Linked DNA regions of Mus musculus: regions 1, 2 and 4 are each linked to region 3. The links are chromatin loops, found by intact Hi-C in ENCODE. Cell type or tissue: heart. All regions are shown on one strand. Each heading gives the region's core, and the rest is flanking DNA. Links, peaks and the distances in the headings are about the cores only.

Evidence for each region. Peaks named below come from ENCODE experiments on the same cell type or tissue, not always from the same donor. Only the 100,000 strongest peaks of a DNase experiment are listed, where the experiment ranks them.
Region 1: a loop joins it to region 3, with 1.9 times the contacts of the local background. A loop is called at or near these places in 4 of 42 quality-filtered maps.
Region 2: a loop joins it to region 3, with 2.3 times the contacts of the local background. A loop is called at or near these places in 5 of 42 quality-filtered maps.
Region 4: a loop joins it to region 3, with 3 times the contacts of the local background. A loop is called at or near these places in 10 of 42 quality-filtered maps.

The regions. Positions count from the first base shown.
Region 1 is chr15:79,035,265-79,042,643 of GRCm38, forward strand. It overlaps Gcat (glycine C-acetyltransferase (2-amino-3-ketobutyrate-coenzyme A ligase)), which reads left to right. Exons shown (of 9, transcript NM_013847.4): 4 at 1-139; 5 at 513-667; 6 at 756-838; 7 at 1,003-1,174; 8 at 1,489-1,610; 9 at 1,879-3,092. The coding sequence ends at 2,030. Galr3 (galanin receptor 3) reads left to right here and starts at 6,621. Exons shown (of 2, transcript NM_015738.2): 1 at 6,621-7,026. The coding sequence starts at 6,668. In heart, for the core only: CTCF peaks have their summits at 2,702 (motif pointing right) and 3,805; DNase peaks (open chromatin) are centred at 2,727, 3,267 and 3,807; H3K4me3 peaks cover 825 bases; H3K27me3 peaks cover 2,735 bases.
Region 2 is chr15:79,027,023-79,034,401 of GRCm38, forward strand. It overlaps H1f0 (H1.0 linker histone), which reads left to right and starts at 1,190. Exons shown (of 1, transcript NM_008197.3): 1 at 1,190-3,482. The coding sequence starts at 1,700. The coding sequence ends at 2,284. Gcat (glycine C-acetyltransferase (2-amino-3-ketobutyrate-coenzyme A ligase)) reads left to right here and starts at 3,852. Exons shown (of 9, transcript NM_013847.4): 1 at 3,852-4,098; 2 at 6,909-7,039. The coding sequence starts at 3,912. In heart, for the core only: no CTCF peak of the experiment used is centred there; DNase peaks (open chromatin) are centred at 1,079, 1,419 and 3,789; H3K4me3 peaks cover 3,619 bases; H3K27ac peaks cover 3,667 bases.
Region 3 is chr15:78,912,038-78,919,416 of GRCm38, forward strand. Pdxp (pyridoxal (pyridoxine, vitamin B6) phosphatase) reads left to right here and starts at 1,882. Exons shown (of 2, transcript NM_020271.3): 1 at 1,882-2,494; 2 at 6,093-7,379. The coding sequence starts at 1,933. The coding sequence ends at 6,409. It overlaps Gm30368 (a long non-coding RNA gene), which reads right to left. Exons shown (of 6, transcript XR_003951546.1): 5 at 3,254-7,379; 6 at 167-257. It overlaps Sh3bp1 (SH3-domain binding protein 1), which reads left to right. Exons shown (of 18, transcript NM_001316684.1): 18 at 1-15. In heart, for the core only: a CTCF peak has its summit at 3,804; DNase peaks (open chromatin) are centred at 1,804, 2,474, 3,252, 3,844 and 1 weaker place; H3K4me3 peaks cover 3,158 bases; H3K27ac peaks cover 1,468 bases.
Region 4 is chr15:79,067,274-79,074,652 of GRCm38, forward strand. No RefSeq gene overlaps it. Among named protein-coding and RNA genes, the nearest start is that of Eif3l, 4.3 kb to the right of the region's middle. In heart, for the core only: a CTCF peak has its summit at 4,577 (motif pointing left); a DNase peak (open chromatin) is centred at 4,605; H3K27ac peaks cover 15 bases.

The DNA of each region.
Region 1 (7,379 bases), core at 733-5,732, 120 kb after region 3:
GACCCCAGAGGATGCGGTTCTGTCAGATGAGCTGAACCATGCTTCCATCATTGACGGCATCCGACTGTGCAAGGCCCACAAGTACCGTTACCGCCACCTGGACATGGCTGACCTGGAAGCCAAGCTGAAGGAGGCTCAGGTGGGGTGAGGCCCTGGGGCTCCAGAGAAAGGCCTACATTTCCCTGCTCGAGGAAACGAAACTTGGAAGCATTACCCCTTTTCCAAAGAGCTGGAAGAGCAGAGGGAGCCATTTTGACTTCCTCATCCCTTATGCCCAAGACTTGTCTGTCGCTCCATTTCACCTGAGGTCAGGAAGCATCTTTTAAGCAGGTGTGTCTAGGACCTGTCCCCACTCCAGCTTGTCCACTTGAGGTCTGAGCCCTTTCTCAGGGACAGGCCTAAAGTGGCTAAGCCTAGCAGAGATGAGCAAGGCCCAGGACAGGGCCTCAAGGCTGCCAAAGAGCAGGTGCTCTGGTCCTACACCGTATCATCTGCCCTTCTCTGTCCCACAGAAGCACAGGCTGCGCCTGGTGGCCACAGATGGAGCTTTCTCCATGGATGGTGACATCGCTCCCCTACAGGACATCTGCCGCCTTGCCGCCCAATATGGTGCCCTGGTCTTTGTGGATGAATGCCATGCCACTGGCTTTCTTGGGCCCACAGGACGGTGGGAACATTTGAGGGCTGGGTGGGGGCTTCTGCAGGTGGGTGGGAAGTCCGGTGGCCAGTGACAACAGTGGTTACTTTCTTTGCAGGGGCACAGATGAGCTGCTAGGTGTCATGGACCAGGTCACCATCATCAACTCCACCCTGGGGAAGGCGCTGGGTGGAGCATCAGGTGCCTACAGAATCCTATCTATGGGCTCTCCTTCCCCACACGCAGGGCCTGCCTCATCGCTGTAGAGAAAGTAGGGACAGGAGTCAGAGAGGAGGACGGTATGAACTATAGGGGTTCAGGCGGTTCCTGGCCTCTCTTCAACTTTTTTTTCTTTCTGTTTTCAGGGGGATATACCACCGGGCCTGAGCCACTGGTGTCCCTGCTACGGCAGCGTTCTCGGCCCTACCTCTTCTCCAACAGCCTGCCCCCTGCTGTAGTCGGCTGTGCTTCTAAGGCCCTGGACCTGCTCATGGAGAGCAATGCCATCATCCAGTCTATGGCTGCCAAGACCCGGCGGTATGGTGCCCACAGGGTTGGATCAGAGAGAGGGAGAGATGGTAGCCACGCACCTTTCTGCCTCCTCCTGTCTGCTTCCTTTCCTTCCCACCCTCTCTGCCAGAGCATCCTCCTTCAGTCTCTAATGCCCTCTCTTGATACAGCTACTTCCCCACCTCCCTTTGTCCTTCCAGCCCCTGCTTGTGCCTCACCTGCTCTTTGGGCCTGTATGTCTATCTTTTTTTTCCTTCCTCTAACCAGTGGGCATAGACCCTGAGCCTCTTCCTCAGGCTCTATGGCCTTCAGCTCCCTGTGACACTCAGCTGTGTCCCCAGGTTCCGCAGTAAGATGGAAGCTGCTGGTTTTACTGTCTCAGGAGCCGATCACCCCATCTGCCCTGTGATGCTGGGAGATGCACGGTTGTCTTCTCAAATGGCAGATGACATGTTAAAGAAAGGTAAGAGGATTGGGGGCAGAGTTGTCCTCAGAGAAAAGAACACCTGTAAACTGTAGCTCCTCCCTACATCCACGCCCTGCTCCTTGCTGCCCACATCTCCTTAGATCAGCCATCATCCAGACTTAACAAACCACAGGCTATGAGGTGGTCTCATGCCTGTCAGCTTAGGCATCCCTTGTTCTTGCGGGTGGACCATGGGACAGCAGGCCCTTATATGTCATAGCCCCAAAGCCTGTCTGCCTCTGGTGTACCCCTGCTGTTTTCCCAGGTATCTTTGTCATCGGATTTAGCTACCCTGTGGTCCCTAAGGGCAAGGCCCGGATCCGGGTGCAGATCTCAGCTGTACACAGTGAGGAAGACATTGACCGCTGTGTGGAAGCCTTCGTGGAGGTGGGGCGGCTGCATGGAGCTCTGCCCTAAGCTCTTGGTAGGGACCTGCAGAGCCAAAGTTCCTCCACTGCCGCTGACATAGGGCTCCTCTGGTCAGCCCAGATCAGAGGCTGTGACTCAACCCAGACTTCTAGAGCCTGGTTGAAAATGGGCCTGTACTTGTCATCAGAGAGACAACAATGTGGAATTTGGCTATGACACTTCAGTCTGCTTTATTCTGGGTAGGCGTACCTCTGGCTACCTGAAGAACCAGGCAGGGGCTGGATCTCGCATGAGGTGCATCTTCCCCCAAACTAAGTCGGGATGCTGTGTCTGGGAGCCACCGTTTCGTACATAAAGCATTCTGTGCTGCTGTGCAGGGCAGTGGAGAACCAGCCCTGTGGACCCTTTCTGCAGCCTAAGCTGGGTGGGCACCTTGTCTCCTGTGCCCTAGCAGAAGGATAAAATGTAACTGCCAAATGAGAATTGTTCCTAGACCTGTGTTCCCTAGGAGAGGGCAGAGGTTCAGGCCCCAGAAAGAAGAAAGCAGATCACCCCTGAAGGACATCGAATCCTTGTTTTCCAGAGCTCTTTGTCCTTAACCCCGTGGCCTTAGGCCCCTGTGCAGGTCCCAGTTTCCCCCCACTTTAGAGAGCTGATGTTCCATAGGGACACCTTTCTGTCTCTGATTCAAAAGCCGATAGTCTGTCTGATGGTTCAGCCGCCAGGGGGCGCAGCGCGTTCACGCTGCCGCCGCTGGCTACTTGGGGGCCTTGGATCAGGCTGTTGGGCAGCCCTCAAGCCAGGCCAGAAGGGCTGGTTTGCTGCTACGAAGGCCCTGTCCTTCTACCCTGTCTTCCTACCGGCAACCATCACACCTGCTGCTCCATTACCATAGGTGTGGCCTCCTTCCCATTTTGCTGACCTTGCTTTACTGTGGGAAAGGAGGGGTGGAATCTCGCAGGCTCAGCCCCGCAGGCTTATGACTGCTGCTGTAGGCTCAGTGTGGGGGTGTGGCCTTGGGTAGCTCCCTAGCTATCTAGAAGTAGAACGTGGCAGGCAAGTAGGACTTACGGTTTCATTAAAAAAACAACAATGCAAAACCAAAAACAGAAAGTGAGGCACCTGCCTCTTCCTCCAGCTCACTTGCCTAGTATCTGAACAGCTTGGGACGGTCAGAGCAAGCTCCAACCTAACCTTGCAGATTCTTAAAGCTGGGGTTCCGAGAATCCTCCTTTGCAACCCGGTAGTGCTGAAAGGGTCGCAGCCTGGCAGGAGGCAGCTGTGGCTACGTCGTTCTGAAATACAAAGCGATGGTGGTGGTAGTTAGGGAGTCCCCGGTGGGCCCATGCCAAAGTGTCCCCCTGAGAAATCACAGCACGCAACAGACCTGATATAAGAAAGTTTATTGTGGAGGAAGGGAGCCTCAGAAACCTGGAAAAGGGATAGAGGCAGAGAAAGGGGGAACAGAATGAGAGAGGCCGGCTAGGAACACATGGAAACAGAGAAAAAGAAATTGGGGGATAAAGAGAAGGAGGGGCTGGGTGGGGAGCCATCCTCCTTATACCCTGCCACATCTGGCAGGCTATGGTGGCAGGTGATGATGCAAGCCTTCGCTAGGTCGCTGTTGGGAGGAGCCTAATGGAACTGTAAGCCAATAACATCAAGAGCAGAAACACCTGCAGGCTACCCCAGCAAGTCGGGCACCTGATGCCAGGTACCCCAGTTTGATGTATGTGTCCTGTGCAGGCTGATAGCTCATGCCCAGGGACCAAGAGCAGCCACTAGGTGGTGTGGGTGGCATACCCAGCCAGGTCCAGAATACCAGGCCTGGGGCCCACCCACACCTACGCTAGACTGCCACCCAGCGGCACAGTGGGAGAGCCACCTCCTGCAGCTCCCAGGCACTGCTGCAGGCATTGTCTGTCAGGAGGCGGTTCCTGTAGCAGTTGCACCATGACCTCCCAGGCCAGTTGGCCTCAGTGTTAACTCCATGCTGTCATGCAGCGTGGGGCTCAGCAAGCCCGCTGATCCAGGATCGGTTCTCTCACCTTGCAACTCGTCTGCCATCCAGAAGGGGTCCTAGAAGGTGCCCAGTAGGCACAGCATGTGATCCAGAGTGGGCATATACCAATAGTCTTTGGGCTTCTGTGGCAAGCCAAAAGGCATTGGAAGACCAGAAGACCAGCTTCGGATCAACCCTAAGGGAAGGGAGGAGGTGGTGGTAAGGACACCCCGAGGCTCCAGCCATGATGGTCTGTCCTCCCTGCCCCACAGCCAGGCTCTCTGATTGCCTCCCTTCCCTTCTCTCCTCCACTACTGTACCAGCTCAGCCCTGCTGCTTCTCAGAACCCTCTACACGGGTACTTTGAGCCCAACCCCAGCAGGGAAGGAGAGAGTTATAGAGGCCGGGCCAGTGGGGGTGTTCCAAGAGGTAATAGAATCCACCTACGTCTGGGACTCTAGGTATGGATATGTGGATTCACACTTCTGGAAGTCTACTGCGTTGCCGCCCTTGATTTTCAAAATCTCACATCAAGTCTAGAGACCTACAAGGGATCTAAAGAGCCCTCCTTTCTGATCACCGGCGCCAGAGGTTGTGAAAGTCAGCTTTGCGGCTTCTAGGTCTGATTCCTAATAGCTCCATCCAGTGAGCCTCTTGTGAGTGGGGTTGGTGACACTAGAGAGGCCCCGCAAGCACTGGTAACTGCATAGGGGGGCTTCCCACAGGAACTGGTCTTGAGTGTTGCCCAGATCTTCCAGTCCTAGCTCCATGGGGCACTCGTCTCTGATGTGCCCTCCACCTTCCGGTTCTGGAAGGATTCTTCTCCTCCCCAGCTCTCTGCCCTTGATACATACGGTTGTCCAATATCCAGTCTCTTGGTTGGCAAGTCTAGTGCCCCTCCCTCCCCAAGTGGCAGCTGCTCTACCCCTGGAAGCCCATAGGCCACTCCTCCCAGGGCTCATGCCTACCATTCAGCAACATCTGGTTTGTGCCTGGGCAAGAGGCCCTCAGGTGAATTAAGTGCAAATCCTCTCTCCTTTCTCATCTCAGCCATAACAAACTTCTTACAAGATGGAAAGGCACAGGTCATGTTCTCCCTCTGGAACCTTCCTAGCTTCCCTGTGGCTTTCAGGCTAAATCAAGACCTGGCTTCCAGTCGATGAAGCCCCTTAAACTAGCTTAGGGAATGAAATGGGTCTTGTGATTCCTACCTGAAGTCCACAACAAAGAGCTTTTGGTCCTGGTTTCCCAGCCTTGGAAACTCCATTTAAAAATAGAAATCCTTTCTGAGCTTAGATCAGAGTTCTACTTGGAGCCAAGGAAGCTAAGGCACTAGGGGGGAGGAGTCACAGGCCACAGGAGGTGGGAGGTGCCAGGAATGGGCTGAGCCCTGGGCAGGAAAGGGTTAACCACGGAAGCCAATCTCCTAGAGCGGAGATCAGTGGGTTACTGCCCGTGAAAGCGAGAATGAGGTGGCAACAACGCAGACAGGCAGAGAAGAGCGGCGCTGAAGAGCATGCCACCCCGGGGAAATCGGGGGTCTGAGGAGGAGGTGGCCAGTCCACTCCGGAGCAGTAGCGAGTGCCCAACATCCAACTCAGCGGACAGCTGAGGGCAGGGGAGAGGAGAGGAGGGGCCTTGAAAATGAAGAGAGAGAAATAGGAAGCAGAGGCGTACCTGCATGGAGGCAATCAAGGGCTGAAACAAGAAGCTCCAGCCTGGCCGTTCTACCAGGAAGCATGCAGGGGCCCAGTGCCTAGGGCTGAGGTGGGTGCCGCCTATCCTGGGCTTGGGGGCTTACTGCTTGTAGGTGCTGTGTAGGGGCAGATGTCCCCCTTCTTCTGTCCTCCCTGCCTCCTGAACCCCTGCTCCTAAGTCATCTCACTGCTGCACTGGGTCCCTGAGCACAAGGGGACCCACAGGTTGTAAACTGCGGCTCAGGGTAGGGTTGACACCAGGCAATGTGCGCACAGGCACGTGCATGGGGACACATGTGAACAGTCGGGTAGCACCTGTTGCAGTTTTTCCGATGCGCATTCCAGCCTAGGAGTCAGGATCCCAGCAGCCCCAGAGCTGTCACTCAGGTTGTGATATTAGCCACTTGTGTCACCTCTCTAGGCCTCAGTTTCCCTACGTGCAGAGCGGAGGCGGTGACTTCTGTGGTCTTCCTAGCTCTGCTGCTGTAGTGCTCTCATGAGGAAGGACTCTTCATTGACTCAGGGGTGTTACCGGTGCCGCCTGTTGCCACAAAAATGCCCCTAAATTCAAAGGTCTCCCCTGAGCGTCCAATGTGGTTGAAAAAGAAAATATAGCCAGTTTGTGTTGCCTCTCAGCGGCCTCGGCATCTTCTTATTCTGCCTGTGTCTTCATGTGCCTTATAAATCTAGAATAACCCAAACAGCCTTCCAGGTTCTGGGTTAAAGAGGTGTTCCCTAGGAAACCAAGGATCAGCGTGTGTGTGTGTGTGTGTGTGTGTGTGTGTGTGTGTGTGTGACACACACAACCAATGTGACTGTCTCACATGCTGACTTTGGCTTTGTTCTACCCTCTTCTGTCCTTCATGAACTTCTAGCCCAGATACCTGGTCAGATCCAGGCTGAAAGAACCAGATTCCTGGGTCAAGTGCCTTGAGACCTGGCCTCCTGTCTGAAGACCCGTTTTCTCTTCCTCGTTTGCTAGGAAAATGGCTGACATCCAGAACATTTCGCTGGACAGCCCAGGGAGCGTAGGGGCTGTGGCAGTGCCGGTGGTCTTTGCCCTCATCTTCCTGTTGGGCATGGTGGGTAATGGGCTGGTGTTGGCCGTGCTTCTGCAGCCTGGCCCAAGTGCCTGGCAGGAACCGGGCAGTACCACGGATCTCTTCATCCTCAACTTGGCGGTGGCCGACCTTTGCTTCATCCTGTGCTGCGTGCCCTTCCAGGCGGCCATCTACACACTGGATGCCTGGCTCTTTGGGGCTTTCGTGTGCAAGACGGTACATCTGCTCATCTACCTCACCATGTATGCCAGCAGCTTCACCCTGGCGGCCGTCTCAGTGGATAGGTGAGCTGTACCTGGGTCAGGCCAGAGAGGGACCTGGACAGATTCTTATTAGCTAGCGGAATATAACTAGGGACCAGACTTTGGTGGGAGGAAAGGAAGGCCTTAGTGGCACCTGCCCTTCCGGCCTCCAGTGTGGACTTCCAGAGGGCATTTCTAAGCCCCAAAGTGTCAGCGCAGGGGGCCAGGTATAAATTGGAATTGTGTAGTAACAAAAGAAACTCCCAATACACTCGTCAGATGCTAAGGTACCTATACCTGACTCACATTGCCTCACATTTATCCATGGCTTGAAATTCCCTAGACGATGAGTCTCTTCTCTTTGAGCCCTTGCTAAATGGCAGGCAAAGGGATTG
Region 2 (7,379 bases), core at 945-5,944, 110 kb after region 3:
ACGGAGCCGCTGCCAAGAGGTCCTAACATTGTGAGTAGGATGTCTGCAGCAGACAAGAGGTTCTGGGCTCTCTGGGGGTCTCTTCGGCAAATCTCGGAGCCTCTAAACTCTCTCGGAGCCTAGGACTCCCAACAGCCCCAGGTCGGACTACAGATGGTGGCGCCCCTTGCTCACTTGGTGGATTTTTGCCAAGCAGGGCGGGAAAGATGGATACATTTTAACAAAGACATGGCATCTTCCCAGCAAAATGGCGGTGGTCGGGACCACGGCTCCCTGGTGGACTGCAAACCTCCTACACCTAAGTCACGACCAGGGAAAGGAGAACTCTCTCCTCGGCTTCTCCCGCTGCGCCCCATTTTTCCAAGTCTCTAAAAGCACAAGGAGCCTCTGCGCATCCTAAGGGTCCCCAGGATGTCTGATCAGAGCCATTGGACAGCACCTATGATAGAGACTGCACACACATCAAGCCACACCCCACCTTGAAGAGGCCAGTGGGAGAGGGGACCTTCACCCCTAGGGTGGGCCTGGGGGGTGGTGGTCCTGCTTCTTACATCCCCAAAACTCCCTAGCTAACAAGGCAGGCATGTAAATGAACTCATACTCAGATACATGGGAGATGTGGGGGGTCTTTGAGGAGAGCAGGCCGCCCGGGAGGCTTGTCCGCATCTTCCAGGGGTCCCAGGAAGCTTTGGGGGGCTCGGGCTCAGAGAGCAATCAACTCGCCGAGGTCCGGGGGTGCATCGAGGGGAGAAGGCGACTCAAGAGGGGGAAGGGACAAAGTTTGAAAGTGCCCTTCCAACTCTTTCAGGGAAAGTTTCCTTGAGGGCCTCGCAGGCAGAGAGGGGGTAGGGGTGTCAGAGGAGCTGTGGTCGGGTGACCCCCGAGAGGTGACCGGACCCTGGGGAGGCGACCCCTCCCCCCTTGTCCCGACTCGGCCCGGCTGGGAGTCGCCCAGCTCAGGGCCGCGTGTGTTAGTTGGGGCCGCTTCTGAGCCGCTCCGCCAGGTTGGGGGACCCCGCAGGCATCCGGGAGTGGGGCTCCTGGTAGTCCCAGGGGGGAGCTTTCCGACGGGGGGTCTCAAGCCCCGGGGCTCCCCGGCTCCGCAGAGCCAGCCCCCCGCAAAGGGGAAATGTGCCGGCGCCCCAGCGCTCCTCGGCGCCGTTTGAGGCTCGTGGCGGGCGCGGGGGGCGGCGGCCGGGGCGCCAGGGTCCCCAGAAGGGAAGCCTAGGGAGCCGGGCAGAGACCTCGAGAGACGGCGGGCAGCGGGAAGGCCCGGGCCGCCGGGAAAGGTCGAGTTTGCTCGGCGGAAGAAACACAGATGGCGGCAGCGCGGCGCCATTCCGGGCCGGGAGCAGGCAGCCAGCAGCCCAGTCCTCACCGCGGTCCGCCCGCCGCCGCTAAATACCCGGATGCGCCGCCCGAGCGCCAGACGCAGAGCTGGGAAAAGGGAGGCTGTGGAGGCGGAGGCAGCGCCAGGCGCCGGGCGAGCGACCGAACGGTGGGGGCTGGGAGCGCAGAGCAGCTCGCGACCCGCGCCGGGAGGACAGGAGCCACGCGTAGCCCGCGTCCCCGGCAGCCGCACTTGCGTCTGGCCTGCTAGTGGAGCGGGAGAGCAGATCGCGAGTCAGGTTCTGCACAGCCTCCGGCGAGGGCTGGCCCATCGGAAGGCTCCTTGAACAGTGGGAGCAGGCCGGCCACCATGACCGAGAACTCCACCTCCGCCCCGGCGGCGAAGCCCAAACGGGCCAAGGCTTCCAAGAAGTCCACGGACCACCCCAAGTATTCAGACATGATCGTGGCTGCTATCCAGGCAGAGAAGAACCGTGCCGGCTCCTCGCGCCAGTCCATCCAAAAGTATATCAAGAGCCACTACAAGGTGGGTGAGAACGCCGACTCCCAGATCAAGTTGTCCATCAAGCGCCTAGTGACCACCGGTGTTCTCAAGCAAACCAAAGGGGTGGGCGCCTCGGGGTCCTTCAGGCTGGCCAAGGGCGATGAGCCCAAAAGGTCGGTGGCTTTCAAGAAGACCAAGAAGGAAGTCAAGAAAGTGGCCACTCCAAAGAAGGCAGCCAAGCCCAAGAAGGCTGCCTCCAAAGCCCCAAGCAAGAAACCCAAAGCCACCCCTGTCAAGAAGGCCAAGAAGAAGCCGGCTGCCACGCCCAAGAAAGCCAAAAAGCCCAAGGTTGTCAAAGTCAAACCAGTCAAGGCCTCCAAACCCAAGAAGGCCAAAACCGTGAAGCCCAAAGCCAAGTCGAGTGCCAAGAGGGCCAGCAAGAAGAAGTGAAGACTTTGCTTGGGGACACTCCTTCCTCCCTCCTGTTTTCTGTAAATACATTTCCTCACTTGATTCCATCTGCAACCCTTTGCCCATTCTATTCTGACTTTATTAAAGAGGACAGAGTTTGGATCCCTCATACAGACATTGTGGAATGACTCCTTTTTCCTTAACCTATTGTGCAAGGACAGCAAACAGACCTCATCTTTGTAATGATGGAGACGTACTTTTTTCTTGATTTGATATTAACCTTCTTACGGGGTTAGGGATGGGAGGGGGGAGGATGTGTGTTTCAGTCGGTGGTTTGTTTACTATGAAGGAACTGGCAAAGTTCTGGCTAGGTGAGGGGACCCAGGAACTAAGGTTTGTCTTCCAAGACTTTCTTAGACTGCTTGTCCCTCGTGAGCTTTTCAAAACCTTTGATGGGGAGCAGGTGACACCCCACCTAGCTGGCCAAGGAGGGAGGGAAAATTCCCTGGGGCTGCCCTACCAACGGTGGTAAGTTGGAGACCTGGTTGCTTTTTCTCTTCTGCCCTAGTGCCTCCCCATTGTCTAAAGGGGCAAAGGGGTCCAAGTGACAGCTGGTTAGAGAAGCCATAGCTTCTCACAACCAGGATCTAGCCATTGGGAAGGAGGGGTCTTTTTCAGTAGTCTCTGGTTAAATGCGAGTGGACTTAGGGGGAGGGGTGGGTAATCAGCCAAGTGCCTCAGTGTGCCTATGGAAACTTGGGTTTTTTCCACACGATTGATGGATTGCGTCCTAGCAGGACTTTGTACGTTTCCTTTCTTCCCTTTCCTGTGTAAGATGTGGCTTTGCTTGGTGCCGCTTCAGGTCTACCAGCTGCCACTTAAAACCCTCCAACCTCTTTTACTCTTTGAGTTTTTTTTCTAAGTAGCGGAGGAGGGGGAGAGGCAGGGAGTGGACTGTAAGACATACTCCAGTTGATTCGAATTTGCTAGGTAGCTTTAGAGAGGCAGGATTGTGTGCATGTGTGTATATGTATATATCCATATCTAAGACTAGGACTTAGTCTCACTTCGGGAGCTGGGAGAAAAAAATCTGTACAGTTGTCTTTCTCTTATTTTAATAAAATTAGAAACTCGCGCACCCTACCCCACCCCTTTTTAAACAAGTGTAACTAGTGCCCGGGAGAAATTACTGTGGTTGTAATTTTAAAACTTTAAAATAAAACTGGAAAGGAAAAAATCTGAGTGGTGCGTTTTTCTTTAACTGGAGGAGAGAGGAGCGATCTGACGGGCAATGTGGGGACGCCACGTTCGCGCCAGAGAATAGCAAAGCTTTGGAGTGACAGGGACGCTCCAACAGGAGGGTCAGCTGGGCACGTAGGTGGGTCTTCGGGAGAGGTAGGTGTGTAGGCAAGGTCTCGGGAGGAGAGGCGTTGAAGTCGCTTTCTCCGCCTACTCAGCTTCCCCATCGCGGACCTCCCGGGTGTCGACTTACAAATCAATCCTTTCTTGGCGGGCCGACGCTGTCAGGCTCCGCCCGCGGGTGGAGTCTCCCATCCTTTTAAAGTGAGCTCCTGTTGTTCTGATTTGCTGCCGGGGCCCTGCCCACGTCACGTGACGGGGAGCACTAGACTTCAGGCTGGCCAGCGCACTTTAGCCTGTGGGCGCGATGTGGGCCAGCTTCATGTGGCACGGGGCGCTGTCCCCTGGCCGCCGCGCACATTCAGCGCTGGCTCAGTTGCGCTGCATCCTGGACAGCGAACTGGAAGGGATCCGCGGAGCCGGCACCTGGAAGAGTGAGCGTGTGATCACGTCCCGCCAGGGACCGAGCATCCGCGTGGACGGCATCTCGGGAGGTAACTTCCCCTCCTGAGAGTCCTCGTACCTGGTCAGGAGGCCAAGAGCCCTTCCAAGGCTTGCATGTGAATGGAGGCCCTAGGGTGGGTGTGGGAGAGGCACGTGCACTCTTAGCTGCTGGTCTGTCTGGGGCACACTATGGCCTCCTTGTGTTAACTCCACCTGTTTAAACCTGTTTCAAAGGAGGGAGGTGATTTTAATCCGTCAGCACCTTTTGGGTGAGAGAGCTAGGCTGCACTGAGACCCCACCCTATGAGAAAAAGAGAGCGATATCCAGCTGCCTCAGCTCCCTACACCTAGTTTCCAGGAGGAGTGACTGGAACAAAACTTTCCTTGAGCAGATGTGTGTGAAGGGCTCCAGTTGCTGCACCTTTACTCATGATGGCATCTGTATGCAAGAGGGACCATTCCCCCCCCCCCCCTTGGTTTTTTGAGACAGGGTTTCTCTGTGTAGTCCTGGCTGTCCTGGAACCTGCTCTGTAGACCAGGCTAGCCTCAGCCTCCAAATTGATCTCAGCATCCAAATTGCTGAGATCAAAGACATACAGCACCAAGCCTGGTTTGAGAGACCAATTTTTAGGGAAAGGAAATATGCTGTTATCCCAGCATTCAGGTCTATACAGAGAAACCCTGTCTCAAAAAACATAAATAAATAAGAAAGGAAGAAGGTGAAATACAAGTAGATTTCCCCAGACCCTTCACTGGTCAGCTCCAGTGTCCCAGGATATTGGAGTGGAAGACCAGCTTCCTCCCAAGAGGCTAAAGTCTTTTTTTTTTTAAGATTTATTTATTATTATATGTAAATACACTGTAGCTGTCTTCAGACACTCCAGAAGAGGGAGTCAGATTTTGTTACAGATGGTTGTGAGCCACCATGTGGTTGCTGGGATTTGAACTCTGGACCTTCGGAAGAGCAGTCGGGTGCTCTTACCCACTGAGCCATCTCACCAGCCATGAGGCTAAAGTCTTAAGCAAGTAAGGGGACTAAGGCTGCAGAAGTTCTCATGCCTGTACCTGTCTTTCCCTAAAGAGAACCATAAAATGAACCTCTTGTCTTCTAACAATACCTTCAGCCGGACCAAACAGCTCTCCCGGAGTGATTTCAGAGAGATATATAATCAGTAGGTTGGGGATGTGGCTCAGTGGCAGAGCGCTTACCCAGCTCACATGAGGCTGTGGGTTCAATTCCCAGCACTCACACCACACACAAATGATGAGACATTGGGAGAATCAAGTTCGTAGGCTATGTGTTTACTTTTACTTTATGTGCATTGGTGTGTTTGTCTACATGTATGTCTTTGTGAGGGTGTCAGATATTGGAGTTAAAGACATTTGTGAGCTGTCGTGTACGTGCTGGGAATTAAACCCCGGTCCTCTGGAAGAGCACTCAGTGCTCTTAACCGATGAGCCATCTCTCCAGCCCCACCTTATTAGCTTTTTAAGCCATGGATAGCTGAGGTCTCTGGGACACCCCTCTGGAGATGCAGTGCTATGGCAGCAGATGTATGGTCATTGGAACTGGAGGACCCAGGCCCCTTTGACAATCAAGAAAAGGAAAACCGAGATGATCATAGTCCTGAGGCTGCAGAAATGTGAGGAAGGTCTGGGATCCCCTTAGATGGAATGTCATTCAAAGCCAGGGTTTAAACTTCTCATCCTTCAAGGTACAAAGCAGAGAGGGACAAACCTCTTATAATCCTCCTGTGTACATGTATAATCCATGTACTGTGGCAGTGGATTCAAAGCCTGGCCTCTCCCTAGAATGGGATCTTTTGTGCAGCTGTTGCCTCTCAAGGACAAATCCAAGTAGACTTCCTCTGGCCCTGTCCCAGGACCTAGCGTATGGTCTTTGCAGGTTCTTCCTATTCTTTTTTTTCTTCTTCTTCCTCCTCCTTCTCCCCCCCCCCCCCCCCCCCGTTTACTCTGTCCAGAGATCCACCTGCCTCTGTCTCCTGTGTGCTGGGATTAAAGGGGTGTGTCTTAGTCAGGGTTTCTATTCCTATTCCTGCACAAACATCATGACCAAGAAGCAAGTTGGGGAGGAAAGGGTTTATTCAGCTTACACTTCCATACTGCTGTTCATCACCAAGGAAGTCAGGACTGGAACTCAAGCAGGTCAGGAAGCAGGAGCTGATGCAGAGGCGATGGAGGGATATTCTTTACTGGCTTGCTTCCCCTGGCTTACTTAGCCTGCTCTCTTATAGAACCAAGACTACCAGCCCAGAGATGGTCCCACCCACAAGGGGCCTTTCCCCCTTGATCACTAATTGAGAAAATGCCTTACAGTTGGATCTCATGGAGGCATTTCCTCAACTGAAGCTCCTTTCTCTGTGATAACTCCAGCTGTGTCAAGTTGACACAAAACTAGCCAGGACAGGGTGCATCACCAAGTCTGGTTTTCCTTCCTTGCATTTCTTCTTCCTTTTCATCTCTTCTCTCTCTCTTTCTTTCTTTCTTCCTTTCTTTCTTTCTTTCTTTCTTTCTTTCTTTCTTTCTTTCTTTCTTTCTTTCTTTCTGTCTCTCTCTCTCTCCCTTCCTTCCTTCCTTCCTGTCTTTCTTTCTTCCTTCCTTTCTTTTTTGAGTCAGGGTTTTTCTGTGTAGCCCTGGCTGTCCTAGAACTTGCTCTGTAGACCAGGCTAGCCTCAAAATCAGAGGGATGCCTCTGCCTCTGCCTCTGCCTCTGCCTCTGCCTCCCAGTTACAGAGATGTGCCTGCCTCTGCCCTCTGAGTGCTGGGATTAAGGCCACGGGCCACTATGCCCAGCCCTCTTTGCATTTCTAAGCTGCATGCTTGGTCTTCTCCACCTTAGGAATCCTCAACTTCTGTGCCAATAACTACCTGGGCCTGAGCAGCCACCCTGCAGTGATCCAGGCAGGTCTGCAGACTCTGGAGGAGTTTGGAGCTGGACTCAGTTCTACTCGATTTATCTGTGGGACCCAGGTATACATAGGGTGTTGGGTGGGCACTGGCTTCGACTGTCTGTGTGTTCAGCCAATGTAACTAGTCCCAAGGCAGGGCCCACTGTCAGCCCCAGAGTTTCAGTGCTACCAGGCTGGGGCAGGCCTATTCTGAGAAGCCTGGGACCAGGAATGTGACCTCTGAGCTTCCGTTTCCCCACCTGTCCCCACCTGTAGGACAGACAGAGCGCCTGCAATGGCCATGCTGCAGGAAAGGGACAAAAGGTAGAGCTGGAGCTCTGTCTGCAGAATGTCTAGTAGTCGCTGTGCCTCCGAAGGTGGTAGCCTTCTTTTTGGTTCTTTGAGAGAGGGTTTCTCTGTGC
Region 3 (7,379 bases), core at 997-5,996:
TTGAACAAAACAGGAGTAACTGGCCAAACGAAAACTTCCTCTCCTGGGGATACAGAATCTGCCCCCCATAAGGAGGAAAGGGGACCAGTGGGGTATCTGTTGCCTTCCTGATTTGAAGAGCCCTGTGCTTGGCGGTTTCTCGGAGCTGCTTGTCTTGAGTATGGTTCCCACATGCTAGTTTCTCACCCAGATAAGAGTGCCACCTGCAGGTGAAGTTTCCGAAGCCATGAGAAGGGACTGGCCAGCGATGCCTGGGCCTGAGATGAAGTGTTTGAGATTAGCGTTCGCCTAGGTCTTCCTCCCACCCAGGGCCCCGTTTGCACAGCCTCTCAGGATCATGGGTTTCTCTTCTGAGACAGTCTAGCAGTTCCACCCAGTCTGTGTTCTGAAGACCAACACGCCCGTGTGTGTGCGCACACACACATAAACACACAGTTTTCTCGAGAGCAGGGATTGAGCTATCCATGGCCTTCCCTGAGTTGCTCTGTGTAGTCCCAGGCTAACGCTCCTTTCAGCTCTACACCTGAGGGTCTTTTGGGAGTGGGCTGGCAGAAGTGGGTCAGTGCATCTGGAAGCCCAATTTAGTAACCGAGTGGAGGCAGGGGCATGCTGTCTATGGTCTTCTAGGCTAAGAAACCCATTACAAAAGGCACAAAGAACAGAAAATAGTTGGGCCTCAAAGGCACGGTTTTTCTTCGGTCTCTTCCCTTCAGTTGCTCTGGGTTAGACAGCTACAGTTCTGCTTAGAACCAAAATATTGTGACAGTACAGATCCCTGTTCATCCCTGGTCCCCATACTTTGAATTACTGGTTATTCAAAGGCTTGACAGATTAAAAGGTTTCCGTCTACAAAATGGAGACCTAGGCAGTTGGGATCACCCCATCAATAAAATGGGTTACCAATTGGGCCTGGCCATCAAAATAGTGCCTAGTGCCCCCACACACATAAAACATGAAATCAGATCTCTGGGTTCCTGTCTTACAGCCATGTGTTTGATTATCTATTTATTTATTTATTGGGTTTTTTTTTTGTTTTGTTTTTTTGTTTTTTGAGACAGGGTTCTCTGAATACCCTTGGTCCTAGTACTTGCTCTGTAGACTAGGCTGGCTTGGAAATCAGAGCTCTTCCTACCTCTGATTCTGAGTGCTGGGATTAAATGTATGTGTTCGCATCGCCCGGCTAGAACGTTTTAACATTCATCTGTGTGGATGTGTGTGTGGAGGTCAGAAAACAACTGGAAGGAGTATGTTCTCTCCACCGTGAGGTTTCTGAAGAAGGAACTCGGGTCCTCAGCCTTGACAGCAAACTGCCATCATCTGCTGAACCATTCCACTGACCTGTACCTGTGTTTTAAAAATCATTTATCTAAAGCCATCGAACTATAAAGTATACATCTTACTAAACGGAAATTATACAACAACAACAACAAAAAAAAAAAACAAGTTCCCCAGGAGACTCCACAGCACAGTCAGATGACCAGAAGGATCACTGACCAGGTCTAAGAGCCCAGGCCAGCTTGCGAAGTCACGGGTGATGGAGCCCTGGCTCCATCACATCCACATGTTTCTAATGAGCCTCAATGGTTCCGAGGGCAACAAGATGTGGCCCGAAGACAACATCTCTCTCAGCCTCTGTTTTTCTCCTAGCAACCATCTGGCCTACGTTTTTAATTGGCTGGGAAGCGCACGGCGATTCGCTGCAGACCAGGCTGTCTCTTCATTGGTCGCCTCCTTCTAGTGGCGCCCGCGGTCCCGCCCCTTTCTCCGAGCTCCTTCGGGATCGGCCAGCACCTTCGACTAAATTCTAGTCGCTATTGGCTGAAGCCTGTGTTCGTAGCCCCGCCTCCTCCCCGTTCTGCGCGCCAATTGGTGAAGCTGCCCCTTGTCCACGGAGGGAGCGCAGCGCGCGCGTGCGAGCGGCCAGCCGGCTGCATGGCGCGCTGCGAGCGGCTGCGCGGCGCGGCCCTGCGCGACGTGCTGGGCCAGGCGCAGGGAGTCCTGTTCGACTGCGACGGAGTGCTGTGGAACGGCGAACGCATCGTGCCGGGCGCCCCTGAGCTGCTGCAGCGGCTGGCGCGGGCCGGCAAGAACACGCTGTTCGTGAGCAACAACAGCCGGCGCGCGCGGCCCGAGCTGGCGCTGCGCTTCGCCCGCCTGGGCTTCGCGGGGCTGCGCGCCGAGCAGCTCTTCAGCTCCGCGCTGTGTGCCGCGCGCCTCCTGCGCCAGCGGCTGTCCGGGCCGCCCGACGCATCGGGCGCAGTGTTCGTGCTGGGAGGCGAGGGGCTGCGCGCTGAGCTGCGCGCCGCGGGGCTGCGCCTGGCGGGGGACCCCGGCGAGGACCCGCGCGTGCGCGCCGTGCTCGTAGGCTACGACGAGCAGTTTTCCTTCTCCAGGTTGACCGAGGCGTGCGCGCACCTGCGCGACCCCGACTGCCTGCTCGTGGCCACCGATCGCGACCCTTGGCACCCGCTCAGCGACGGAAGCCGGACCCCCGGTGAGCACGGGACTGGGCGCGGGGATGTGTGCTGGGACCTGACGCGCTTTTCGGAATTCCTGCAGCTGCCGCCTGTCGGATAGTGGCCGAGGACCAGTTTGACACACGAGCCACCTTAGGCTCACTGTAGCTCAGGGAATTGCAGGTGGGATACAGATTTGGAACCGGCCTCTTGGGCTTTTGTCATTGGCCCCACCCACTTTGCAGGAGGGTTTGTCGAAGCGGTCTGGAAGGATGATGCCGGTGGAGAGCTGGATCCGCGCATCCAGAATCAGGGTAGTGGGGAAACTAGGGGGTAGTGGAGCTTGACCTTAGGCCAGTGGGGAGACTGGAAGGTAGTGGAGCTTGACCTCAGTTCCAGTTCTGGCCCTGTTTGGTTAACCCTGTGAGTTACATAACCTCGGAACCTGGTTTCCAGTGGGGTTCTTTACCATGTCGGTTATCCCCAGGCTTTTGAACCCAGCCCTCTAGTTTATTAATAGCTTCCTGAAGCTCCTTAATGGTGCCTTCATTTCCTTTCCAGATTAGTTCAAAAATAAGAGTTTTGGCCCATTTCACAGTTAAAGAAATTGGTACTTAAGGGAGGTGAGCTGCCAGGGAACACACAGCATAGAGCAGGGGAACCTGACTTGGCCTTTGGGGACCCCCCATCCATCCATCCACCCATCCAAGAGCAGTCCAGGCTGTTCAGGCCTGTACCTAAACAGAAGCGCTGACCTCTGGCATGAGCCCCAAGAGATGGAGGGATCAGAGACTTACCAGATAGTGATGAATGGCTATAGACAGGTTTGGTTCCTCCAGATGAGACATGGACATATCTCTGCCACTCTCTTCTGCTAGCCTTTGGCTCACATAGTCCTTGATACCAAATTCAGGGGTTCTGCAGGGTGGTATTGCAGGAAGTGAGGGAGTCACGGGTTCGAGATGGGGCAGTGAAATGGATGCCTGTGGAGAGGATCTGGGAAGCCTTCCCGGAGGAGGCATACCGTCAGGCTGGTGTAGCCGAAAAAGGAAGTTACTGTCTGGGCCTTTCCTGGCTCTGCCTGAGACCTACCCTCACCTCATACATGAACCTTCTCCCCACAAATCTAGAGGTCACAGCTGTAGCAGCCTTTTTTCCCCCATCTTGTTACTATCGAGTCCGATTTCCCAAAAAGCTTGGGTTGAAGCTCTGGGGCAAGGGCTTCTCCAGGGTCCCTTGAAGGGTGGTCTGAGGAGCTTGGGAGAGACAGGACCTAGCCCCTGACCTCTGCAGGAACCCTCCTGGCTTCTCCTGTCTGCTTACCCATCTATTCAACCTGCCAGTTCCTCCTACTGCCTAGAGGGGGAGACAGAGCTTTACACAACAGGCTTGCAGCCGCGTTTGCGAGTGATGAGTGATGTAGCTTCCTCGCATTGATTAACAAATGCCTGGTAGCTGTGCGCAGTAGCCCAGGAGCAGGGGGGGGGGGGTAGATAAACAGTCATTAAAGGACTCGATTATGTATTGGATCTGAAATAACGTGGAGACACACACACACACACACATGCCCACCTCCCGGTCATCACAGGCCTGTGAAACTGTGCTTGTTTGTCACAGGGCGGCCACTTGAGCTGGCAGGTAGACGGGGCCACCCTGCAGGAATATGCCATGACACACAGCAGCCTTGAGTTAGGTGTTACATTCATGGGCTCCCCTACTGGGATCATGTTGACTGTTAGGCACGTAGCTGGACTGGCAGGAGGCATGGGGCCAAGAGGAACCAGCTCTGCCCACCCAGGGAGCTGGGAAATGAACAGACTGAAGAGCTGGGGGGGACAATCCTTTTGTTTACTTTTGTGTTTTTGAGGCAGGGTCTCAGCCTCCCCCCACCCCCTGCTGGGATTAAAGGTTCACTGCCACCTCCCAGGATGAGGCTCGGATTCTCTGCCTGTGTCCTGGTGGATGGAGCAACTCCTCCCTGCCGGCCCTGCCTGCTCTGCTGCTGTAGCCCAGTGATGTACCTATGAGAGTGGAAAGAGGAGGCACAGAGTGTTTGGGTCAGGCTGGGTTATAGTAAGAAATGTCCATGGAGAGGGAAGGCCTTGTCTTGTATCCCCAGATGGTGTTTGGTGGCTGGAGTGCTGCCAGCAGCCTGGGAAACATTGGTATGGAATTGCCACAGCCACCTCAAGAACGCAGCAAACTTAGTGGGCGTGGCGAGTTTTCGGAGCATGGTACTTGTGAATAATTCATTAGTGGTGGTGGTGGTGGTCATTTCGAGACAGGATCTCACTGTGTAGCCCGGGGAGGCCTCTCACTGAGCCTCCTTGGTGTGGGTCTTTATGCCGCTCTCAATGTTAGTTCCTTCTCTGTGATAAAGCACCATGACCAGGGCAGCTTACAGAAAGAAGGGTTTACTGGGAGCTTATGGTTCCAGAGGGAGAGGACTCAGTGGCGGGGAACAGAAGTGGTGGCCTCGGTGGCTGGGACAGCAAGTTGGAAGCTCGAATTGTGAACGACCAGCAGGAAGCTGAGAGCAAACCCTGGGGATGGTGGGAAGCTTTGAAACTTCAAAGCTTGTCTCTACTAGTGCACTTCCTCTGGCAGAGCGAAGTCTCTTACACTGTCCAAACCACCACCACCAACTGAGGACCATATATTCAAGTGATCAAGACTATGTGGATAAACACATTCAAACCAACACGCCAAGGAAGCTCAGCTCTCGGAAGATTTTTTTTTTTGTTTTGTTTTAGGTTTTTTTGAGACAGGGTTTCTCTGTGCAGCCCTGGCTGTCCTGGAACTCACTTTGTAGACCAGGCTGGCCTCGAACTCAGAAATCTACCTGCCTCTGCTTCCCAAGTGCTGGGATTAAAGGCGTGCGCCACCACTGCCCGGCTCTGGGCAGATTTCTTAATGTCACAGGGCCTCAGCTTTCTCATCTGTGAAATGGGCTTCTTAGTACACTTGCGTAAATGGTGCCGCTTCTCTTCGTTTAGTTGTGGGTGTTGGTGTAAAGGCAGAATGCACTGGCACGCGGTCACGCCAGTGGGCAGGAATAGGAGACGCATTGTGCCAGGAGATCGGTGCTGGCTGGGAGACAGCACCTTAACAGGCCTCTTGTTGTTAGACTCCCTGGCTTCTTCCCCAGCTCTCCTTACGTCCTGCGCTTACTGTGGCCGCCGACATCTTTGAGGGTGTAGCTTTTTGTCTGTCTGGAGTTTTCTCTGGGGGATCATTTTCCCCTGCAAGGCTGACTAGGTCAGAGGTGTGGACATTTCTGTGCCCTGCTGCATTCCAGGCAGCGGGCTGTGCCAGTTTTCCCATGCCACAAGCATGGCTTCTTGGAGCACTGACCACCACTGCTAAGTGCCCTTCCCAGCGAGTCTCACAGTGTCCCTTCCAGGACGATCCCGTCTTACCACAGTAGAGAGAGAAAGTCAGAGAGGCTGGAGGGCTTATGTACACACAGGAGGTGAGGGCCATTGCCAGCTTCATGTCAGATTGAGAAACTAAGGCAGAGAGTGTGCCCAGAGCACCAGTGATTCTGAATTCAGTTGTCTGGGACAGGCAGTGCCCAGCCTTTAGGTCTGGCCCAGCTGCCGCCCTCTTGCTGACCTAGTATTCCCCTCTCCACAGGTACTGGAAGCCTGGCTGCCGCGGTGGAGACAGCCTCGGGACGCCAGGCCCTGGTGGTGGGCAAGCCCAGCCCTTACATGTTCCAGTGCATCACAGAAGACTTCAGCGTGGACCCCGCCCGCACGCTGATGGTGGGGGACCGCCTGGAGACCGACATACTCTTTGGCCACCGCTGCGGCATGACCACCGTGCTCACGCTCACGGGCGTCTCCAGCCTCGAAGAAGCCCAGGCCTACCTGACGGCTGGCCAGCGTGACCTTGTGCCTCACTACTATGTGGAGAGCATTGCGGACTTGATGGAGGGGCTGGAGGACTGAGCCCACCTCCCCTGTTGTTCCCTGATCCCACAGATGGAGGCGACGGGCCATGAGTCACATTCGGGACCATGAGCTTTCTGGAGTGGGTGTCTGTACCCCAGTGAAGGGAGGCTGGGATCCAGGAAGGTTTGTGGGCTTTCACACCCCCCTCCTAGCCGTGGCTGGACACTCTGCTCTTCAGAAGCTGTCCCCCCACATCTTGAAGGTTCACCCTGGCCTGACCCCACCAGGTGGCCTTATTTCCTGCCCTGTCACCTCCCTTCCTTGGGCCCCGAAGCCAAATGAAGATTTTTTTTTTTCCAACCTTTTAAGTTCCTCCCACTCTCTGGGATCTCTAGTGCTCTGTCCCTAGAGATTGTTGGCCAATCAGAGATCTAGGGAACTCCAGCCCGTTCCTGGCCTGACCAGGCCTCTGGGAAGAGCTGCTGGCACTGCCGGCCTATGTCTCAGAGTGGGCCTTTAGTGGAGCAAGTAGGAGCTTAAAGAATGCCTTGCATATCCTGGAACCCCAGAGCACCAGTCAGAGGCTATGCGTCCATCAGGACAATTAACGATCCCACTGGCCTCTTAGATGCCAATTAGAACAATTTCCAAGTCCAAGAGACTTGTGAACTTTTGACAATCCTAGCCTGACTGGATCCTGGGACCAGATGCTGGTAGCACAGGGTGATGAATGCCGGTATGTATAGCACTCGGGAGGTTGAAGCAAGAGGATTGCTGAGTCTGGTGACCGGGATGGCAGAGTCAGACCTCATCTCAGACAGAGGGTCATCCTTCAAGTCACCCCACTCCACAGACTGCTCAGTGGGGCACCTCTGTGGCCCTGGGGTAGTGTGGAGAGGTTCCCACTCATACCTTAGCACCGTCCAGTGTTGATGGCTTTTTCGGCTTGGAGGGGGCCCTCCTTTTGTCCCCACCTGCAGTCAGTGTTTGCAGTGCCACCCTCACCTGCCCATTCCCAGCTATTTAT
Region 4 (7,379 bases), core at 1,660-6,659, 160 kb after region 3:
ATCTCCACCCTGGAAGGCTCCACTCCCCTTTTTTGCTCAGTTCTCTGCTGCAGCTTGCCTGAGCAGAGGCAGCCACCCTCCTGAGGTTTTACCTCCTAATAAATCTCTTGAGTGAGGCTTGTAGTCAGTATGACTTTGTAGTATCCCTTGGCTCTGGACTGCCAGGATACCTTTCCCCTTACAGCTGTTACATAACAGGAAGGGTAATGAGAATCTTTTTCCTGAGTCCGAGCCCAGTGTGGCTACTGGCAGGTCCTTGGTAGAAAATGTTTCTGGGTATCCGAGGTTAGCACAAAGGAATGGCGAGGGATTCAAAAGGGAAGGCTGAGAGAGGGTCAGGGGGTTTTAGGGCCAGTTATGTGAATAGGTTTTTGTTTTAATCCAAGATATGGGATACGGGACACAGCAGCAGATGATTTGCTTAGTGCTCTGGCAGGGGCGTGACTTTGTCAGCCAGCTACAGATGGTTTCTGCTGCTGCTGCTGTTGTCAGCTGGTTGTTGGTTTGCTGGTTGCTGATTAGCAAACTCCTGATAATGAAGAACAAAGTTGCCTCCCTCAACACCCCTAATCAGCAGGAAGTAGTCTAGTTAGTAATATTGACTCACCTTTTCCACTCTAGTCTGTCTCTCCTATCTACTGCTGGGGGTTGGAAGGGATAAAGTTGAAGTAGAAAAAGGTAACCCATAAAGTAGCTAAAACTTTGCCTACGGGAAGCTTCAAATCCATCCATCTGAAAAACCATGACAGGCTGGGGCATGACTAATAACCCAAAGCAGAGAATTTCCTACCTCAAACCCCAGGCAACAGATCAAGAGAAGAAGGCAGCCCCTTAGCTACGAGATCCTCTATTGCAGGAGCTCAGGGCTGCTCGCTTCTTTTGCCTTTGAAGTCCTACTTTTCCATTTGCGAAGGAGCCCTGCAAAATCAAACGCCCTGTGATGAAAGATTGCATGGTCCGTAAGGGCTTTCATCTGCTCACCAATGTAGCCTTTCTAAGCTGAGTATGTGCCGTCAATCAATGCACCTAGTCTCCACTCAAATGCAATTGTACAAAAATGGGCTTAAATGGAAGCCAGAGAGTGGAAGAAGCTATGACAGTATAGATGGGAGCTGGGACAAGAATGATGGAAACAAGGTGGCTAGATTCTAGCTTATAGGACTGTTTTTGGGAGTAGAGCCCGCAAGATTTTCAGATGCATTGAATATGGCAGATGAGAGGAGGGAGAGAAGGGAAGGATGGTGACAGAGGTTTTGAGATGAGTGACTGTGGAGGGCACAGTGTCCTTGTGCTCACAGATAAGCACTGGTGAAACCAGGAGTGTTGAGCACACAGCCTTCTCTCTTCAGGGGCTGTGCATACCTGTTTTCCACCCAGAAGGCTGGGGAGAGATAAGGTTAATAACCTAGTGAACTTTGCTCTCTGGAAGGCCAGGCCTCACTGGACTCCCCCAGACTCTCCTGCCCTAGACTTTTAGCTTTGTTTCTTTATCAATAGAACCCATCCGTAGGGGAGATTTTACACGCACCCTATAGCCTGGTGACCTCTATAAGACCTTGGTCAGAGACCACACCACATCCTAGGCTTCTAAACTGTGGAACTCATGCTCATGGTAGAGGTCACGTGTACTTTGCAAAAGAGTTCTGGTCTAATCATGCTAAGCTTTATTAACAGGAAGATTCTTTTCCAAAATTATATTGTACTTAAATATGTCTATAATAGCCGGGCGTGGTGGCGCACGCCTTTAATCCCAGCACTTGGGAGGCAGAGGCAGGCGGATTTCTGAGTTCGAGGCCAGCCTGGTCTACAAAGTGAGTTCCAGGACAGCCAGGGCTACACAGAGAAACCCTGTCTCGGAAAAAGAAAAGGAAAAAAAAAAAAAAAAAAAAAGAAGAAAAAGAAAAAGAAAAAAAAAAAACCAAAAACCCAGAAGTTTGAACAAACACCAGCTCACTAAGTCGTGGTGAGCCAGGTTTCCTTTCCTGACTTTCTCCTTCCACTTCCCTGCTGGCAGTAGCATTTGCGCAGGGATCCCCACAAGCAATCAAAACACTAAAGTTCTCCTTAAATGAGAAGGGGAAACTGCAGTCAAAATGGGGTTGAATCTGAAAGTCACAGGTCAGTTTGGAATTGTTGTTGTTTAATCCTGCCTGTTCTGGAACTCACTCTGTAGACCAGGCTGGCCTGAACTCAGAGAGCCATCTCCTCTTCCTCTGGGTGTTCCTAGGATTGAAGGCATGAGTCATTTTGATGGATGTTAGGGATCAAACCCACCGCCTTACACCTGCTATGAAGCCCTTTGCCACTAAGCTACAGCTCAAACCCTGTGCATGCTAATTTTGAGGTGCCTTTTAGATACCCAATTACATAACCCATGACCCAGCCTCAATAGTGGGGTCTGGGATGGAGGCAGAAATGGAAAGTGTACAGCATATTTGTGGTCCCTAAGCCTCCTGGGCTAGGTAAGCTACTGGGGAGTTAGATAGGTGGACAGAGAGAGGGGAGTTAGCGATTAAGCCATGGAATCTGTGACTGGAGAGAAAAGAAGCAAGCCAGCACAAAGGGAAATGAGAACGAGTAGCCAGTGAGGAAGGACCTTTCAGGGCTTTTAGGATTCTCTTAGGTTATGTAAGCTCTTGGGTGCTAGAGAGATGGCTCATTGGTTCAACATTGGCTTACAGACACTTCCACAAGGCTTCTCCCAGGAACCTAGGGACAGTGACCTAGCAACAGCTGACATTGCCTGCTGCCAAGTGTTAGCCAGGTGTGACAACTTATAAGACGACTGTTCACTACCCCACTCTCTCTTCTCTCTCTCTCTCTCTCTCTCTCTCTCTCTCTCTCTCTCTCTTCTCTCTGTGTGTGTGTGTGTGTGTTTCCATGTCTACCCCTTTCCAGGTCCCTGCTCCCCTCCCTCCCTTCTCTCCATAATAAATAGGTCTGTCCCATGGTGTGATTCCTCAGGAGGATACCTTGGCATGGGCCCACCAAGGTATTCCCTCCGCTGCCGTGTTGTGCCACAATTCTACCATGTTATAAAACATAACATTACGGGTACTTGGTCCTCTTGCAGTGAGTGTTTGGTTTCGGGACCCTGGGACTGAGGTGCATATTTTATATGTCAAAGTAGATCTGGCTTCCAGGTTCTCCCAGCATCCCTCAGTCCCTACCTGGAATACTCTGCCCCCAACCCTGAACTGCCCTTACCCCTATATAATCCAGACTTTGGAGGCTCGGCCCTATATAATCCAGACATTTCAGTCTTCTCTCTCTTGCTCTCTCTTGCTCTCTCTGTGTTCCTCCTCCTCTCTCTCCCTCTCTCTCTTCTCCCTCCCTCCCTCTCCTTCCTTCCTTCTCTCTCCCCATGGTAACTTCACTGGGCTTGTCCTTGGGGCCAGTTAACTTGTCCAATAGTAGCTTCCCTATAAACCTGCATTTAATATAATCTAATCTGTCTTGAATTGGCTCATTTCCTATAACTTAAAACAGTGGGCATGAGTTAGTTCCTGGACCCTGGGTAACTCACCACTGCCTGAAAGCCCAGCTCACTGACTAGCATCCTCTTCCAGCTTCCATAAGCCTGCATATAATGTGGTGTGAATGAACATGCATGTAAACACACATGCCTATTCTTAATTAAAAATAAAAGAAATGTCCTTTTAAATTGTGTGTTCTAGTGTAAGGATCCATGATTTGCCAAAGAATGATACCCTGGACTCAAAGAGTGTTTTACTCTGCAGAAGCCCATCATGCTGGGGTCTCCTATTAGCAGAATAGAGAGACAACCAAGTGAGCTCTCAGGCCTGATTTAAACCTTAGAGGATTCTGGGGGTCGGCAACCTTTATCTTACTCCATCTTTAAGACCATTCCATTACCAGGGCATGGGGGCTGGAAACTGAGGTCTGGAAACTGTTGCTGAGGAGCTGAAGGAGTCTGGAAACTGCTGCTGACCCACTGTCCTTGCCTCCGGCCAGGTGGCAGGGCAGCTTCTGACTAGCTGCCCGAAGCCTGGGTTTTTTTTTTCTAGTAACTGACTTGCCTGGACTTGCCCAGTTCTTAGTCCTTGTCTCTTGGACTGCCAATTTGAAGTCTGTCATGAAGTCAGCCTAGCCTTCTTCTAGAAGAGCTAAGAAGGGCTTCTGTTTTTTTTTTTTTTTTTTTTTAAAGATTTATATATTTTTATTATATGTAAGTACACTGTAGTTGTCTTCATTCACTCCAGAAGAGGGAGTCAGATCTCATTACGGATGGTTGTGAGCCACCATGTGGTTGCTGGGATTTGAACTTCGGACCTTCAGAAGAGCAGTTGGGTGCTCTTACCCACTGTGCTATCTCACCAGCCCCAAGAAGGGCTTCTTAATAAGTAACTGAAGTATATGCCTGCTAGTTATAAGCAGGGGATCCAAGTTTGTGATACAGAAGTTTGCATGAAGAATAAAAAATAAGCCAGGGCTGAAGAGATGGCTCAGAGGTTAGGAGCACCGGCCAGCCACTCTTCCAAAGGTCCTGAGTTCAATTTTGAGCAACCACATGGTGGCTCATGACCATCTATAATGAGATCTGGTGCCCTCTTCTGGCCTGCAGGCATACATGCAGAGAGAACACTGGGGATTTGTGAAGCTCTGACCACTGAAAGCTGGGAGCCAGTGAAACCTCATCTCAAAGAACAAGACAGAACAAAACAAAACTTTAAAGCTGGGTGTGTTGGTCCATAAGTCCATACCTGTAATCCTAGCACTAGAGAAGCTGAGGCAGGGGGAGTATCACAAGTTTGAGCCAGACAAGGCTATACAGCCAAAAACCAGGCCAGCCAGGCCTGCAGAATAAGAACCTGTCCCAAATCAAATCAAAGCAACACAAAGTTCTCAAAACCCAGGGAGCAAATGTACATCTCGATGTTCTGAAACGCATGCTTTCCTTTCCTGGTTGATGACTGAATATGCTGTAGTTCCTGGATCTGGATCAACGTTGTGTCCTTTCTCTCTCCCCTTCCCCCCATAGCATCTCCCACATGCTAGGAAAGTGCTCCAGGCCTGGGCTGTTTTCCCAGATTTTTTTTTTTTTTTACTTTTGAAGACAAGGTTTCACTAGGTTTGACCAGACTAACCTTAAAGTGTTTATATCCCAGTCAGGCCTTGAACTTGCCACTTGAGTAGCTGGGATTACAGGCTTGAAACCTTAGGCCCAACTTTAACATTTGTTTCAACTGAAAATGGTCATATAATTGCTTCCTCTAGAATCTACTTTAGATCGAAAAATTTTTTTTTCAGTATTAAACTTCGATTCCATTACTGGTGGTTGTGAGCCACCATGTGGTTGCTGGGAATTGAACTCAGGACCACTGGAAGAGCAGTCAGTGTTCTTAACTACTGAGCCATCTCTCCAGCCCCCTTGGCTTACATTTTTTAAAACATTTTTTCTTCCAATTTCACATCTCTTTTTTTTTAAAATGTCATTAAACATTTTGAGAAACATTGTCAATATTTGAGAAACTGTATGAAATTCCTGGCATTTAGAAGCACGGTGAGAAATCAGGCTAAGTTTAATTTTCTAATAGCCCAATTTACCTTCAAATCTATTCACATTGTGAGCACTCACTGCTAAACGTGGCTACTGCCATGTCCTGTATGTGGAATGCCAGCAATAACTGAAATCCCTACTGAAAGTCCACTGCATGCAGACATTCCCAGGTGGCTTTCCTTCTGCAGCATTCCAGATGCTACTAGACACAGGGGAACTACAGCATAAAGGGAAGCCAAGTGGAAAACGCTTCCTTGAACACGTGTAGCAAACGTATTATTGTGCAAGTTTTATAAAACATGAAACTATCTGAGCACCTTACCTCATCCCCTCGGGGCACTCAGAAATGGTCCCGGGGCTCTAAAGTTAGTCATTAGTCTCAGGCTGGAGAGATAGCTCAGTGGCTAAGAGTACTGACTGCTCCTCCAGAGGTCCTGAGTTCAAAGGCCAGCAGCCACAGGATGGCTCACAACCATCTGTAATGGGATCTGATGCCCTCTTCTGGTGTGTCTGGAGACAACTACAGTGTACTCATATACATAAAAATAAATAAATAAATCTAAAAAAAAAAAAAAAAGAAAACCTCATTAGTCTCATGACCATAGTCACCTCAGGTCATACTCTAGAGGAGACAAGGAAATGTGGCAAAGTTAACCCTCCCTTGAAGAACCACATTTATGTTCTTATCCATATTTACTTACCCATGTACTTTCTTTTTTTTTTTTTTTTTTTTTTTTTAAAGATTTATTTATTTATTTATTTATTATATGTAAGTACACTGTAGCTGTCCTCAGACACTCCAGAAGAGGGAGTCAGATCTCGTTACGGATGGTTGTGAGCCACCATGTGGTTGCTGGGATTTGAACTCCTGACCTTCGGAAGAGCAGTCGGGTGCTCTTACCCACTGAGCCATCTCACCAGCCCACCCATGTACTTTCTATGACTAGTTTGAGACACTCATTGCTCTGTTCTCAGGTGCATCTTACATTGTTCTGAGTACATCTATCCCCTAATGCTAGTGCTTAACCTATGGCAAAACATCTTGGGGTGTGGGTGTGGGGTGAGGGGTATGGGTGTGGTAGTACACACCTCTGATCCCAACACTCAGGAGGCAGAGGCAGGTGGATCTCTGAGTTTGAGGTCATCCTGGTCTACATAATAGACCCTAGGACACCCAGAATTACATAATAGAAAGATCCTGTCTAAAACCAAATGAGCAGGGAGGTAGCTATGCAAGCCTTTAATCCCAGTAAGCAGGGGGCAGAGGCAGGTGGATCTCTTGAGTTCAAGGGCAGTCTGGTCTACAGACTGAGTTCCAGGACAGCCAGGGGTACAGCTGGCTGATTTTTGAAAAATCAGCTGTAACTCCAGAGGATTGATGCCCTGTGTGCATAATTCACTCATACAGAGGAATAAATAATCTTAAAAGTAAGGTCTTTATTAAACCCTAATTCTTTCTTGCTTAAATAAACCAAAGCAACCAGACAGGCAAACAAAAGGAACGACTTTAAGGAGTCTAGGGCTTAAGGAGCCAGGGGGGAGAATGGCAGTTCTAAATAGGACGCTTTGAGTAGAGGGCGTTGATTAGCAACACTCGTCCAGCAAACTCCTGTCTTCAACAGAGAGCCAGGCAGTGATACCGGGGTCATTTGTACTAAAGTCTGGTCAGAGGTAAGCATGAGTGCCGAAGCCCAGAGTTGTGTACCTGGCTGTAATAAGCAGAGATTGTTGTGACCCGGAGACAAGGATGCAGGTGCCCAAAAGGTAAGGCAAATCAGCTGTTCAGGGATTGGTTCTCGCCTTCCACCATGTGGGTCTCCCACATCGAACTCAGGTCGTTAGGCTTGGTGTCAAGGGC